Regions from separate parts of the Mus musculus genome. Here region 2 is linked to region 1. A link is a loop called in an ENCODE intact Hi-C map of the cell type or tissue named here. Cell type or tissue: left cerebral cortex. All regions are shown on one strand.

Evidence for each region. Hi-C counts contacts between places; a loop is a spot of excess contacts. Peaks named below come from ENCODE experiments on the same cell type or tissue, not always from the same donor. Only the 100,000 strongest peaks of a DNase experiment are listed, where the experiment ranks them.
Region 2: a loop joins it to region 1, with 2.1 times the contacts of the local background. A loop is called at or near these places in 1 of 42 quality-filtered maps.

The regions. Positions count from the first base shown.
Region 1 is chr7:34,770,265-34,778,264 of GRCm38, reverse strand. All of the region lies in intron 1 of Chst8 (carbohydrate sulfotransferase 8), which reads left to right. Among named protein-coding and RNA genes, the nearest start is that of Gm38987, 38 kb to the left of the region's middle. In left cerebral cortex, no CTCF peak of the experiment used is centred here; a DNase peak (open chromatin) is centred at 4,049; H3K4me3 peaks cover 625 bases; H3K27ac peaks cover 494 bases.
Region 2 is chr7:34,715,453-34,723,452 of GRCm38, reverse strand. The region is part of intron 2 of Chst8 (carbohydrate sulfotransferase 8); the gene reads left to right. Among named protein-coding and RNA genes, the nearest start is that of Gm12781, 60 kb to the right of the region's middle. In left cerebral cortex, a CTCF peak has its summit at 3,658 (motif pointing right); DNase peaks (open chromatin) are centred at 720, 2,296 and 3,662.

The DNA.
Region 1 (8,000 bases):
GAGAACACGTCCCTATCCGGGTCATTTATTTGAACTCTTGGTCCCTCAGCTGATGGGGGTATTTTGGAAAGCTTCAGGCAGGGCTGAGCTGGAAGAAATGAGGGATGGAGATGGAGGGAGCTCTGTGCTCCGGCCTGCCAAGCCTGTGGAGTCTAAGCTGTGCGCACCTGTCTCCATGAACACCATTTCCCCCCCAGCCTCCACCTCACCCGCCGGTAACTCTCTGAAACTGAACCATACAAATCCCTCTTCCCTTAGGTTGCTGCTGTTGATGCAGAGTGGGTACTATTTTGGGGAAAAGGAGGGCTGTTTATGCTAAACATAATGATGAATCTGGTGTGTGTGTGTGTGGGGGTGGTCATTGGAATCTTCTGGACAGCTAAGAAGCATTTAGTATGTCTGCTTGTGCCACCTGGGCAAGAGATCCAAGAGCTAGTCTGTAAAGAGGAATGTGTTTTGAATTAGTTTATTTTATGTGCACGAGTGTTTTGCTTGCATGTATGTCTGCGCACTGTGTGTGTCCCTGTTAATGGCAGTTGTAAGTCACCTGACGGGGGGGGGGGGTGCTGGGAATCAAACCCAAGTCCTCTGCAAGAACAAGTGCTCCTAACCACTGAGCCATCTCTCCAGCCCCAAGATTTATTTTGTTTTTGGCTGTGTGTGTGTGTGTGTGTGTGTGTGTGTGTATGTATGCATGTCTATATTTGAATATGTGCACATGTAAGTGCAGGTGCCCACAGAGACCAGAAGAGGGCATCATCTGGAGCCGAAATGACAGGTGGTAACCTGACATGGTGCTAGGAGCCAAACTCCTCTGATCCACTGAAAGGGCAGTGAGCACTCTTAACCTTGGAGCTGTCTCTCCACACACAGACAGACAGACACACACATACACACACACACATACACACTACATATATATTATATACATGTAATTAATTTATGGCTAAAGCCCACATATGCAACAAAAGCCACAACTGTATGTCCTCTGCATTCCTATTTGTAAGGACCCGTATAGATCGAAGTCCAGGAAGGATTCTGCCAATGGTCCCTGTGGAGTGGATTGAGGTGGGCGTAACCTTCAAAGGAATCTTCCCTGCAATCGACTTGCTCAAAGGCTTTCCGTGTGGGACTGTTTTATCTGTGTGCTCGTGTATGGATTTGTGATTGGGAATCGGTACGACTTACCCTCAGCTTCTGGCATTTTGCTTTTGTTTCTTTGAGTGTGTTGAATGGCTCACCCAAAGTTTAACAGGCAACCCTAAAACTTAATTGACAGGTAATTTATGAAGAAATTGTATCTGTAATTTAGGCCATAGGTCAAAAATTCTCTGCAAGGTGCTGAAGCAAAATCTTGGGCTTTGAGACAGCAGGTCTCCCCTGAATCTGCTTGGCTGGCATACTGCAGCATGAGGGCAGCCCTGGATGGAGCGGGGAACATGTGGGTGTGGCTCTGTTCCAGTTCCAGTTTATTTGCAGGGCTGGAGGCGTGACTCCATGGTAGAGTGCTGGCCGAGCATATATACAAGGCCCTAGGTTCAAGCCTAAGGGCCCAGTCCTACAGAAAGCAAATATGAACATTAAAGTTTAGTCAAGGAAACAGGTGGCTGGCAAGTTTGATCCATGGGCCATCATTTGTGGGTTCCTGGTTTGACTGATCTGGACATAGAGGGGTATAATGATACAGGGACGTGGGAAGTAGGTTGGTTATGGCAGGCTTTTAATGCAAATGGTTTTGCTGAAGAGCAGCAATAGAACTTAAATTTATTTATCATTATTATTTATAGGATCATTTTTATATGTTGTTATTATTAGATTTATTTTATTTTATGTGTTTGAGTGTTTTGCTTGCATGTATGTCTCTATCATATGTGTGCCTGGTGCTCTCCGAGGCCAGAAGAGGACACTGAATCCCCTGGAATAGGAGCTCCAAATGGTTGTGAGCCGTCATGTGGGTGCTGAGAGCTGAACCCAGGTCATGTGGAAGAACAGCCCTTATTAATATTTTTGATATGGATATGCATGTGTGTCTTTGAGGACTGGCTCCTCGATGCCTCTGGAGGCAGAGAGAGCCTCTGGGAGGGACCTTGGCAACTCTTTTGGCAAGTTTGAGGAGTTTGCATCGTCTGACTGGCACTCAGAATACAGAGATAAAACAAGGCTCAATGGGAGTGTCTCGCAGAGCCCAAGGGGAGCCTCAGAACTCAGACTGGAGCAGACCTCCTCCTCTCAGGTTTTGGAAGAGGCCTGTGGCTGAAGGCATCCCCGGCCTCCTTGGTACTGTCAGGAACTGCTATGCTTCACTCGGCTTTCCCGAGGATCACGTGTGAGCTGGTGGCTCAGAGGGCTGATATCGAGGCAGCGTGGGCTGCAGAACAAGGAGAGGTCATTAGCATGGGACTGTGTAATGTTAATTACATGTTAATTAGTCACATGACTGTAGATAGGCCACTTGGCCTAAACAAATGACACATAACACGGGACTAGGAAACTCAGGGGCCTCCTTCCTCCACATCCACCGAAGCCTATCAGGCTGTGTATGAGGGAGCACGCGTGTGCACCTGCGAATGGGTGAATACACTGGTTAGCTTCTCACCGCTGTGACCAAAATACTCAACAGAGACATTTCACAGAGTTAGATATTTATTCTGGTTTGCAGTTTCAGAGTTCAGTCCACCGTGACAGGGAAGGTCTGGCAGGGGACTCAGTTCACATTAGGTGGCCCCAGGGTGCCAAAAGTGGCCCCAGGGATCAACTGCCTCCCACTAGTTCCCACCCCGTAAGGTTCTGCTACCCACCACAATAGTGCCTTAGGCCGGGAACCGTCTTTCAAATATGAGCCTGTGGGAGACGTTGTTTCATATTTGAATCCTTAACAGTGAGGAAACAGAGGGCTCCAGCGGTCTCACTCTGTCGTCCCTGAGAGAATCCTCTCTGCCTGGTGTCACTGGAGTTCACTGGATTAGAAGGAAGGTAGCTCTTAGCAGTTCATGAAGACAGGAGAGGGTTGTATTGACAAGAACAGGGTCACTGTAGATAAAAAAGGGAAGAGAGTTTAGGAAGTGGGAGGGGCTGAGGCAGGAGGCTGCAAGCATTGGCAGAGGTAAGGAGGGGCGGGCATGGAAGTTCTCAATCACCAATCAGGTCAGAGCGGGGGGCGGGGGCTCCATACAGGGCCCCTCACATTATCTTGGTGAGGTTTGAAGACAGACTTAATTAGAAGTTGATGGTTACAGGATATTCTTGTGCAAATATCTGGAAGATGCCAAAAGCCAGCCTGACAGGCCAGGTGCTTCTTACGGTGGCTGTGCACCTGTGTTTGGCACACTGGCTGGCACAGGTCAGTACGGAGAGCGTCATCTGGCCTTGAATAACAGTGTTTGTGGGTGGAGATACTAAGAGACTGTGTACCTTTCTGTCCACGGAGACCAGTGGTCAGCCGCAAGTAGACATCACCTGCTGCAGATAGCATATGAGTGCTTTTCTTGTTCATGGGGGGGGGGGGGGGGAAAACCACCTGGAAGAAGCAATGGGGGGGGGCAATTTATTTTTGGCTCACTGCTTTGAGAAGACACAGCCCATGGCAGTGGGAAGCATGCTCATTGCTGGGCCAGCAGCAGCGCGAGGCCACAGTTTACGTCGTATCTGACGTCAAGGAGCAGAGAGCTCAGACTTGGCTAATTACTTAGAAGCCCCCTGACCCTGCATCCAAACGGTCTCACCTCAGACACTTTGCCACCACCTGGAAACTGTCCCAACACTTGAGCCCCTGGGGAACTGTCTGCACTCAAACCCTAATACCCAGGGACCCTTTTCTTGGACCCAAGACTGGCTATTATAGGAAGGACATTGGAAAAAGCAGCAGAGGAGAAAGGCTTAATGTATCCCCTGAGCAGAATTCCTCCCCTGCAGGAAATCGGATCCAATTCACACCCTCACCCAGCCCCACGAGAACGGGCTGGCGCTGGCTGTGTTTGGTAACATCGCAGCAAACGGCCACCTTGTCTCTATTTTGGTTCCCGCCACTGCTTCTTCTTTCTGCACCTTTTCCAAAGTGTTCTTTCCTCCTGGAAGGCTCCAGTGCCAAGCACCCCCAGCTCCTTCCCGTTTTGGTAAATTAGGGAACAAATGGTGCCAAGTTGTTCTCGGCTCTTTCACGAGATGATTCGTAACCAGCTTATTTTCCTTTCCTCCATTGAGTGAACGCATTAAAACTAAAATTAAATCATTACCCGCAGCACACACGACAATCCCCTTCATAATTACATCCTCTTAATTGGCATCCGAGAGCCTGGCTCATTTATAGTTCTTGCTGCAAAATGTCTCAGCCACGTTGGTTTATTTTTTAATTTATTTTTGAAGGTTTAAAGGTCAACAAGAATATCTTACCTTAATTTGACAAGCGTGCGAGAAATGATGCTAGACTCATTTATGTTCAGGTAATGTACAAAGGGATCTATAAATCAAGTGGGGTGGGGGTGGGGTGGGATATTAGACGACGCCATATCGGAGCCATCTGCCTCCGTTCTCAGAAAAAATCGATACCACAGAGAAAGCACGGAAGATGTACTGATTCATGCCCCTGTGTCAGGGGAGAGATGTTGGCCATTTTTAGTGACACTTCATATCCTAAAACAACAGGGGGGGGGGGGCTGATGGGGATGGATGAGAGTGACCACAGCCTCCCTTATAGATGTCAAAGAGAAGGTCTTGTGTGTGTTCAAGAAAGGGAGACACTGAGGTCCCCTCCTCCCTGTGACTCTGCCTTCTCTAATGTGGTCTCTGCAAAAGCTGCTGCACATACTACCATGGTGTGGAAGGGAATTGAATAGACTGCGTCGCAGTGATTGTTGCCAGGGGACAAAGGCTCCTGCCTGGGGATCCCGGTTTTTCCATTCGGTGTGTGCCTCTCCAAACCTTGCCTTCCTTTGGGGGCCTTCATTGACCATCTTCAGAGCTGGGCTTAGAGAGAACCTGCAGGCTCCACCAAGATGGGTGTTTGGCTTGGTCCACTGAAACAGGAAGAGGTGAGGTGAGGCGGCTTTGTGGGGCTGCAAGGATGCTTCTGTGCAAGTAGAGTTTGGAAAAATATCAGTGAAATTATTGCACCTTTCCCCCCAGGTATGGTTGCAGGGTGTTGCACAGTTTTGCAGGAGGAGGAGGAGCCAGATCAGAGGACCCCACATGACAGTGTATCAGGGTTACTGAGGAAAGAGGAGATTAGCTGAAGAAGATATTTATTATATAGTTATATAGTATATATTAGTTATATATAACATAATTTATATATGTTATATATAGAATATATAATTTATATATGTTATATATAGAATATATAATTTATATGTTATATATAGAATATATAATTTATTTATGTCATATATAGAATATATAATTTATTTATGTCATATATAGAATATATATTAGTTATGTTAGTTATGTGTATATAACTAATATATATTATATAATTATAGCTGGGGATACTTTGTTGCAGGGATAAAAATTATATTTTTGCAGCCAAACGATGATAGGAAGCAGAGCTTTTCACCACTTCCCTGTATGAGGCTCTGATTTGGGGATTTTGAGGACTTGTCTCATGACACCCTTCTCATGAGCTGTCACTGTGCATTTATAGGCATCATTCTTCCTATTACATGTCATAAAGGTCTTTTCTCTTTCATCATGAAGAAGTGCTTTGAGGAAAGGTCCGGGTTTGGGTTTTGTTGTTGTTATTGTTTTCTTTATTTCTTTTTTTTTTTGGTTTTTTTTTTGGTTTTTTTTTTTTTTTTTTTTTTTTTGCAACAGAGTGGAATTCAGGAAGTTTGTTTGTGTGGTGTCTCCAGTGTTTAACTTCCATGATCTTTAAGGCAGTCTGCCGGCTAAGTTATAGCTGGGATTCTGAGGGCCTGTGAGGCTGCAGAGGCAGAGACCCACATGCTGATGACTGCATGGCAGGCAACCCAACTCAGATGCATTCGGCTATCCCAGCCCGCTTTAGTTAAGAGTTTTATTGCTGTGAAGAGATGCCATGACTGTGGCAACTCTTATAAGGAAACACTTGACTGGGTCAGGCTTGCAGTTCAGAAGTTCAGTCCATTATCATCATGGCAGCAGACATGGTGGCACACAGGCAGACATGGTGCTGGAGAAGGAGCTGAGAGTTCTGCATCTGGGTCAGCAGGCAGGAAGAGAGTGAGACACTGGGTCTGGCTTGAACATCTGAGACCTCAAAGTCCACACATCAGTGACACACTTCCTCCAACAAGGCCACGCCCACCTCCTAATAGTGCTACTCCCTACAGGCCCATGGGAGCCATTTCATTCAGACCATCACAGAACCCAGTAGAGATCAATGCTTGCCCCGTTGCGTATCCCTCTGGCTTGCCTCAAAGGTCCTCAATAGTGTCCTCAATTCATATGCCAGCAGCAACACTCTTGCTTTTGATTTCTTTGTCACTTTTAGGGACATGTGAAGATGACGCAGGAGGCTCCTGTTATGGAGGGGAAGCAAAGTCCTTGTAATCCTTGAAGGCACAGATCCTCACCTTCTCGGAAGAACTCCATGAAACGCACACTAAGAACTGCCACATTACACAGATAACCCTGAGATGTTGTTATTATTAATTATTATTATTATTACATTTAGTTTCTGGAAAGGGACCGTGTGCCATGTGTGCTCATGTGGGTCCTGTGGGGTTGAATTCATAGCCTCAGGCTTGGCAGCAAGCCTTTTACCTGATGAGCCATCTTCTCCGGGTGTGGTGGCACACACCTTTACTGCCAGCACTCAGGAGGCAGGGGTAAGCCAGTCTCCAGGGTCAAGGCCAGTCTGTTCTACATACATAGGGAATTGCAGGCCAGACAGAGCTACATAACCAGAAAGAAAGAAAAGAAGGAAGGGAGGGAGGGAGGGAGGAAGAAAAGAAGGATCAAACAAATAAACAAACAAACAGAGACTGCATCTGAGGAGCCATGCAACCAACCCAGAAACCCAGAGGACATTTTTTTTTTTTGCACCCAACTAGCAATTAAGTGAAAGTGGCAGGCTTTAAATTTAACCAAAGGTCAAATCTATTATTTGGCTATTAATTGTGATGACTAGATAAGAAGGGAAACCACATACAAGCTCCCGGCTGTGTGATATATCATTAAGGATGGTTCTTTTCTAGGAAGGCTGAGGGGCAAAGGCAGAGGAAGAATAACCATAGGATTATTCAAGCGACAGCCATTAAGTTATATGTTTCAAAGTCTCTAGTAGAGGGGAATCTTGAATATTCCCAGCACAGACGACAAATACACGAGGTGATGGATATGCTAATTGCCCTGGATTGATCATTACACGTTGCACACATGTATTTAAATGTCACATTGTACCCCCATCAATATGTGCAAGCTATGTGTCAATTCCAAATTGAAAAGACACAGGCACCAGAGAGATGGCTCGCTTGGTGAAGTGCATGCCATGCAACCGTGAGGACCTGAGTTCGGGCCCCAGAACCTGGGTGAACATGCTGGGTGACAGTATGTGCTGTGAGCCCAGCACTGAGCAGGCAGAGACAGAGAGACTGCGGGGCTCACCAGCCAGCTGGGCTTGTCTGATTTAAGAGCTCTAAGCCAATGAGAGGCCCTGGCTCAAGAAGATGGACAGTGTTCCTGAAGACGACACCTGACTTTATCCTCTGGCCCCTGCATGCATGCATAGGCACACACCCATATTCTCACATGCATGACTGTTCCCTGAGTATACACGTACACACACACACACACACACACACACACACACACACACGTGCTCATAAAAAATTAAATCTTTAACGGAAGAAATTTTGTTTTCGTAGGTCTTGGAGACTCCCTTTATGTGTATGAACCGGAGCGGAATTTCTTCAAGTTGAATTGAAAAGCAATATTGCCTTTCCTTTATGAGTATTGCAACAATGCCAAGACAAGACTTGCGTGTGTGTGTGTGTGTGTGTGTTTGCATGTACAGACACAGGAGAAAT
Region 2 (8,000 bases), 55 kb after region 1:
GATCCCTAGAGCTGGAGTTATGTGTGGTTGTGAGCCATATGGTGGGTACTGGAATCAAACTCGGGTCCTCTTGAAGAGAAATGCATGCATGCTCTTGATGGCTGAACCATTCCTCCAGCTCCTTCCAGTGACTTTACATGGTCTTTACTGTGCATCTAAATCCTATCTTTCTCTTCTTATAAAGACAACAGCCATATGGGATCCACTCTCTACCTCCATCTTGTCTCCTTAAGAAAGTCTGGGAGGGTTGGACTTCAACACAGTGAGTTAGGGGGAGCCTACAACTGAGTTCAGAACAGGTTTACAACCTCCAGCCTTGGGAAAGGTCTCCGTGTGTACATGCTGCAAAGGGAGCCTGGGTTCTGACCGCTCCACCTGAAGGCTTCTAGTTAACTCTCATTTCAGTGTACCTCCTCCCCTCCCCCACTCCATCCAATCCTGGAGCCTGCTTGTCCTCTGTGCACTCTTCTGAGGCAGATCTGAGGGGAAAAAAATCACTCAGAGTCTCAAGCTCAAGTCCCTTCCTCCCAGCCCCCCTCCTGCTCCTTTCAAGTCCTCTCCCTCCACTGTGGGCTTCGTCCTGCTTCCACATGCACCCCATGAGCTTGGCCAACGTGTTACTCTCATCCGTGGAAGCTGTTCCCACCCCTGGTCCTCTTTCCGCCTTCCAGAAATGTGTTGGAATCTGTCATCTGCCGCCATCCCCCACTAGTGCTGTTTGTCACCGTGGGCTGCTATCTGTTTCATTCTTTGCTGCCGTTACACTGTGATCTTAGAGGGAAGCTGAGATAAATGTATATGTTCTGTGTTTACCCAGAAGCCTTCTCGGGAAGAGGTAAAAGCTGCAGGCTGCAGAGGAGGGCGAGAAAGCTACACACCCAGGCCAACCCCCAGCTCTTAAATCCCTGCTGGATCCCGTGGGGCCTGGGACACTTAGTGGGGAGAGACAGCACCTCCCGATCTGGGCCTGAACACCTCTCTGGGGTTCCCGAATGCCAAGTGCACCCTGCCCTCAGTTCTGGCTCTGCGGGCTACCTGCTCGTCTAGACTTCAGCTGGGGGTTGGAGGGGAGTCTAATTACCCAGGTTCCACTGCTTCCCTTCCCTCCCCAGCCTCAAGTTTCCAAGATGTACCCAGTCTCCCCTCACCAGTCCCACCAATGACATCATAGGTGTGGCTTTCTACAGTGAGACGCCAGTGTCTGCCACCTCCCAAATGAAATGTGTTTTCCAAACTGTGGCTGACATTGATAAATGTTTTTAAAAGTCGTTTACACTTCCCCTGATATAAGGCGGATTCCTTTTGTCAGCTGGGAGAAGGTCAGGTGGGAAACCCTTGACATACTACAGAACTGTCCTCAGGCCAGAGCGGATGGCCAGGCTGGGGTTGAATCTTGCCCATTAGTCACCTGTCTGTAAGGCACAGGGCACCCGTGAGACAACAGGAACTGGCTGTGTGGCTAAAGCAAGATCACATATGTTGGTTCTCACTCAGGCTTCCCTGTGTCTCTCCTTTCCGAGGCCTTAGTGCCCTTTCAAGGAAAGTGTGCATTGTGTCCAAGGATCCGCCCCCCACTTGAGGCTCCTGCTTCTGTGGCTGGAGCTCCCTGGCTATTGTTCTCTGGGGAAATGAGTGAGATAGGAGTGCTTTTGAAAGAGCCTTACAGCCAGGCGTGGTGGCGCATGCTTGACATTCCAGTACTCCAGAGGCTGGGCATGGAGGATGGAGAGGCTGGCCTAAGCTACATAACAAGTTCAAAGCCTGCCCCAGCTGTCCCCCCCAGAAATGAAAGATTGTGTAAGTGTGTGTGTGTGTGTGTGTGTGTGTGTGTGTGTGTGTGTGTGTACACTGGGGAGAGAGAGGGAGAGAGAGAGAGGTGGGGGAGGAGGGAGAGGAAAAGAGAGGGAGAGAATGTTCCCTGTATTGGATGACAATCCCAGGAATGTGACAGGATTCCAGGAGACAGGACTGGGGGAGGGGGTCACCTGGAGACACTGGACTAGCCTTAGGGCTGCACTTTGTACTTGCCTCCAGAGGCTGGGGAGGAAGGAAGGTAGAGGACCGCAAGGTGCCCAGCCCCAGGTTTGTCAAGCAGTCAGGAGCTGAGGAGCCTTGTTCAGCAGAATGGGCAAGGGTGAACAAGCCTCATATGGCAAGGATGGGGCTGGAGCCACTTGCTGTGGCTACCAAAGGAAAAACTGCAGCAAGCCTGGGTTTCACACTCCGTGGAGGACATCATGTGACAGTCACTGTGTATCAGACTCCTGCGTGCTGCTCCAGTCAAAGAAAGGAGATGTTCTGCCTTGTGACAGTGCCACCATTGATGGCCACACATCATCTCGTTGGCTGCTGTTTAAGATGGGAGGTCTCAGGCCACAAAGGAGACTCCTGGCTCAGCTCCCCCTGACAGCCATTCTTATTGTGAGTGATTCTGTTTTCACTGTGGCAGCTGGCTCTAGGAAAGGCCTGGCAGCCCCTGCTGTGAAGCCCTGAAACTCCACAGCCAGACCCTCCGTACTAGAGAGCTCCTGTCCATCAGAAGAGGCAGAGGGGCACAGGAAGTTCCTAATGCCTGGGGGAGGAACTAAAAGGACCATCTGGGCCTGATCATGCACACACTACCTATCCTTGTGTATACAGACTCATGCCATATATTCATATACCACACACATACATATACAGCACATACATACATACCACCCATATACACACAATCCACATACACCACACACATGCACCATTCACTACATACATACACATATATATCATTAGAAGCTGCACAAATACTCCATACATATAGCACCTATCCACAATAAACACATATATACATGCACGCCACATACATGTACATACCACCTGCATACAATGAACACATAGACACCACACACCATTCATTCCCACAAATACACATATACTACCTATTGCAACATACACACATATGTACATATCATCCATACACAGCACATACAATTTATGCACAGAGCACACATCATATCATACATGTGTCACCCATACACACTCAGGTATATGCCATGATGTATACCATATGTGTATACATCTACACACATATATACATACCTAACACACCATATCTGTACAAAAAAATACATGTATAGACAAATCACATACACTTTCTGTTGGCTTCTTTTGACTTGCAGAAATTACCCAGTCAAAGTGTTCATGGCAAAGCCAGAAAGAAACAGAGGCAGGAACAAATCAGACAGAGGCAAGCAGTGATGGGGCACCAGGCCTCTCTGCCTTACCCCTCAGCTCATTCCCTACAGTGGTAGAGAGCAGAATCAAGGAACTGGGGCTGGCATCTGAGAGGCATCTCCTCCACAGTGGTCATGTCCATCATGGCCCAGATCAGAGTGGCTGCTGTCACTGGCCCATCTGGGAGCCATCGAGGACTGGTGCCCTGGCTCTCTCACCCTGGATGGGCATGGTCTGATCAGAGACACTTGCTGCACCTGTAGCCATCCCCAGGTTCAATGCAAGTTGATCCTTGAGCCACATATTCACAAAGAAAAGCATTGTGGGACATGGCAGGGCTCAGTGGAAAGGCTGCCAGTCTCTGGACACCCTTTCTGAGTTTGGGCCTGTTCTAACGTTCATACAGTGATATGTCCAGTGGTGTATTTGCCTTCAGGCCAGCAGAGGGCGCCCTGAGCCAGCTCATGACACTTTTGTTGCCCTGGCCTCTGATGGTTCTTGGGACAGGACCCAGGTCTCTTCTGTCTTTCTACTCCAAGCTTCCTTCGTATCATATGCCGGGTGTTTGTTGAATGGACAGAGGAATGGTGGACAAATAGACAGAAGGACAGTGGGTAAGTTAGCAGATGGAACGGTGGGTGGATGGATGGATAGATGGATAGGTGGGTGGATGATGGGATGGATGGATGGATGGATGGATGGATGGATGGATGGATGGATAGATGGATGGGTGGGTGGGTAGCAGATAGATGGATGGATGATGGGTAGGTGGATGGATGGATGGATGGATGGGTAGTATAAGGAATGAATAAGGGAAGTTCTGTGGTCACTTATTAGACTTAAGCCATTATCCTTCGTATGGACCAATTTCTCCTGGGAATCAGGTGGGGAGCTTAGCGCCTCCAAATCTGATGGTTTCCTGAGGCTCTTACCCTAGCACCCCTGGGGGCTTGTCACCAGGTTTTCTGTGCCTCTGCCCTTCTCATCATCTTATTCCCTCATGTTACCCCTCCCCCTTCAACAAGGCCTGGGAATTTATGATTGCTAACATGGTCTAGAAGGGACCTGGCTGGAGACATTTCCAGAGGAAATAAGTATTGGGCATCCTAGCATAAGTATCTCCGAGCTCAGCCCCTAGCTTCAGGAGGCAGGGGTGACCTGGGAGAAGAACCCCTGCAACCCTCACCCCCGCTTCATGTTCTTCAGCTAATCACGGCTCAGCCCATGTGTGGCTGCTGATCTGAATGCACTAAGTGGATCAATATCTCAGCAGCCTTTTGCTGAGAGCAGGGGGGAGAGGGAGGGCTGCATCCCTCAAGCACTGACTGACAGCTAATCATTTTTCACCCCGTGTTCACCCTGCTGAGTATCAGCGTGGCTCCGCTCCCAGAAGGCACCAGCGAAGTTTCCTAAGCCACACTCCCGCTGCCAAGTCTAGGGTGCTGCCCTGGCTCGTGTTTTCTACATGTGATCCTGGAGTGACTGAGGCGGCACTCAGTATCCTCAGGAGTAAGCAGATCTGTCTATTTCTGTTTTTCTGTCTGCCTGTCTGTGTGTGTGTGTGTGTGTGTGTGTGTGTGTGTGTGTGTGTGTGTGTGTATTTGTGTGTGTGTAGACTTCTGAAGGCTGAATGCCCAGCCTTTGGAGCATGCCATGATCCCTCCTGTATTCATGTGTGCTCATCTGAATGTTTTCATTCAAGATGGCCTACACACAAGCTATGAAAAGCATTTACCTGTGCACTTTGCGTGTGTGTGTGTGTGTGTGTGTGTGTGTGTGTGTGTGTGTGTGCATGTAAAAGACCTGTATTTGTCATCCTGGTGTGACACTGCAGCACCCTTGGGGGTCCTGAGTCATCTCTCTAGGAGGTGGCATGTCTTCCAGGCTATCCTAATCTAGAACACTCCCCTGTTGATCTCACCTGAGGTGGGTAGTTCTGCACCTACCTGTTGTCCTTTCTGCTGGAGAAAGTATGTTCCTAACCGGGGAGGACCTGGGCTGGATGGGAGCATTTCTTCACAAGGAACAGCATCAAGGAGAGCCACATTCAGGTATCATCTCTGTGTCCCCAGAACCTGACTGCTTCAAACCCAAATGTCCCTCTCCTCAGGAGGGTTGGCCCTGGCATTCCCAAGGTTTCTCAATTCTCACCCATATTAGCACATTTGATCCAAATCCTTTGACATAGACCAAGCAAGTTGGTCCAGCTGTGTTCTGCATCCTATGTCCGTCTTGGTGTATGATGTCACCAATTCAGTTGATAAGAGTCCTGAGGAAGTAAATGCTGACATGCATGGAGGTGGGCAAGCTAGGAACAGAAGCTGTAGGTGGGTACCTCCCTCCCTAGTATTTTGCTTGGTTTACTGGGTACTGTGCCAGGACCTGGGTAACCCGCAACTTTATATGGATGCTGGCAGCAGCCGTGCGTGGGTGAAGCAAACCACTCTGACCTCAGACTGCATCCCTGGCTGGGCTTTGCTGGCTGGCTTTAGGAATCCAGAGCCTTCCTAGACTCTGTGCAGATCCAGTCCACCCTCTCCGTGTTGGGCTTGTCTTTTCTTGACAGACGCTGCCCCAAGGCCATAGCTGAGTCCTGTCCCTTAATCCTGTGCACTCTCTCAGAAGAAAGGGGAGGTACAAAGAGAGCAGAAGACAGCCAGTCCCTACCCACTGGGGCCAGAAACAGCATGGGAGGGGGTCTTGCTTTCCCAATGACTCCTTTATTCTAAAGGAGGACACCTGCGTTCCCCATGGGGCACAGACAGGCGAGCAGTGAGCTTCTATCCTGCAAAGTGTGGCTGCGGGGCGGCCCTAGGCAGGCAGACAGCTCTTCCAAATCTCCATGAATAATTGAAGACACCTTAAAATGTGTGGCGGCAGCCTCCAGGAAGCCCTTCCCCCACCGTGTGTGGCTGCAAGTCTTGCTGCTGCTGGTGGGTGGGCTCCTCTCCGCCAGGGGCGGCTCCAGAGCCAGGCAGAGGTCAGAGCTGGACAAAGCGGCTGAGCCCTGACTCCTGCTGTCTCCTTTCCCACCTCACTATTCTCTGCCCATCCTTGGAGCATCCAGGGCAGGGTAGGCTCAGCCAGAAAGACCTACTCCAGGCAGCAGGTGTAAGGCTCCTAAGCCAGGTAACACAGAGAGGCCTGCTTTGTGAGGACAGGGACAGAAGTGTATCTGGGGAGCCCACCCTTTCTGCGGTTGTCCCCTGGGCATGACCCAGCTAGAGACGGTGTGCAGAGAAGTGGGGGGTTCTTGCAATTCCCTGAAGAAGTGTCATGGGGTATGATGGAAACCCCAGGAGGAGGTGGTGACTTTCCAATGCTCCAGGAGAGTATCTGCCGGGCCCAGCTCCCATCAGGAGACCTGCTTGGCTCTGGTTACACAAAAGATGTATGGGAAAGTATTGTCATAATGGATATAGGTGTGTGTGCACGTGGTGTATAGTATGTCGGGGAGGGGAGGCTCACAAGCTATGTGGCTGTGTGTAATGGTGGAGCCCAACGGAGTCTCCAAGCCTTTGAAACTGAGCCGGGTTAGGAAAACTCTCTTTCCATTTAGTTCCAGGCTGACAAACCCACCCACCCACCCACCCACACATACTCAGCTTCTGGGGTTCCTTGTACCTGAGTCTGCCACAACTGTTGGGGGCTCTTTCAATTTTCCCAGTAATGAAATTGGCAAAAGCAAAAACTAAAACACAGTTATGTGTGTAATTTAGCGACACATGCCTGTTATCCCAGCACTGAGGAGGCGAGGGCTAGCCTGGGCCACACATTGAGACCACATCTCAAAAGCTCTCTCTCTCTCTCTCTCTCTCTCTCTCTCTCTCTCTCTCTCTCTCTCTCTCTCTGTGTGTGTGTGTGTGTGTGTGTGTGTGTGTGTGTGTTTGGTCCCTGATGTGGCCTGAGACCACATCTCAAAAGCTCTCTCTCTCTCTCTCTCTCTCTCTCTCTCTCTCTCTCTCTCTCTCTCTCTGTGTGTGTGTGTGTGTGTGTGTGTGTGTGTGTGTGTGTGTGTGTGTGTGTGTTTGGTCCCTGATGTGGCCCAGGGTCCCTGCCGTGTCACTGTGGCCCCAGAAACAGCACCTCTAGACGTTTTCCCCATAGCTACAACTTTAGCCTAGGGAGCCCCTATTTCCTTGTCACCATCTATCCCTGATGTCACTAAGAGGATGGTTTTCTTGACTCCCCAGTACCTCCAGAGACCTCCTCTAGGGGAGTCTTGAAAACCTGGGTTAGATGGGAGACTCTGGGGACCTAAACTCAGGTGATAAGCAGGTGAGCTGGGAGAATGGCACCTCAGAGCCCATCCGCACTCTCTGTCAGTGTGGTCCGGTCCAGGGTCTGTTCACGGGGTGCAATTTGAGCACAGGGAACCCGGAGGATGCAGCCAATCAGGCTCTGTCCTGGAGGTAGTCCTCTCTCTTCTGACCTAGTGGGAAGCAGCCAGGATGAAGTCTGATGGTCACTTGCTGTAGCCGGGACTCCTTGCATTCTTGGTGGCCAGTTGAGATTGAGTTTGTTCTCCCCTGAGGCTGGGCGCACTGTGCTCTGGCACTGAGCCCTTTCGGTGTGAGGGTCCCCTGAATGTATCCCACAGTTGGAGTCTCCTTACAGTACTTGGTATTCTTCAAACCACTGCTCATAGGCTGGCTTTATGTTCTTGGCAAGGGAAAAAACTAGGTACCTCAAACATCCCGTTCCAGAGGTCCTCCATCTGCTGGCTCCCAAACCAGGCTCACAACTTGTGCTGCCATGGCAGGCTAGACCAGGCTCCCATGGTGCTC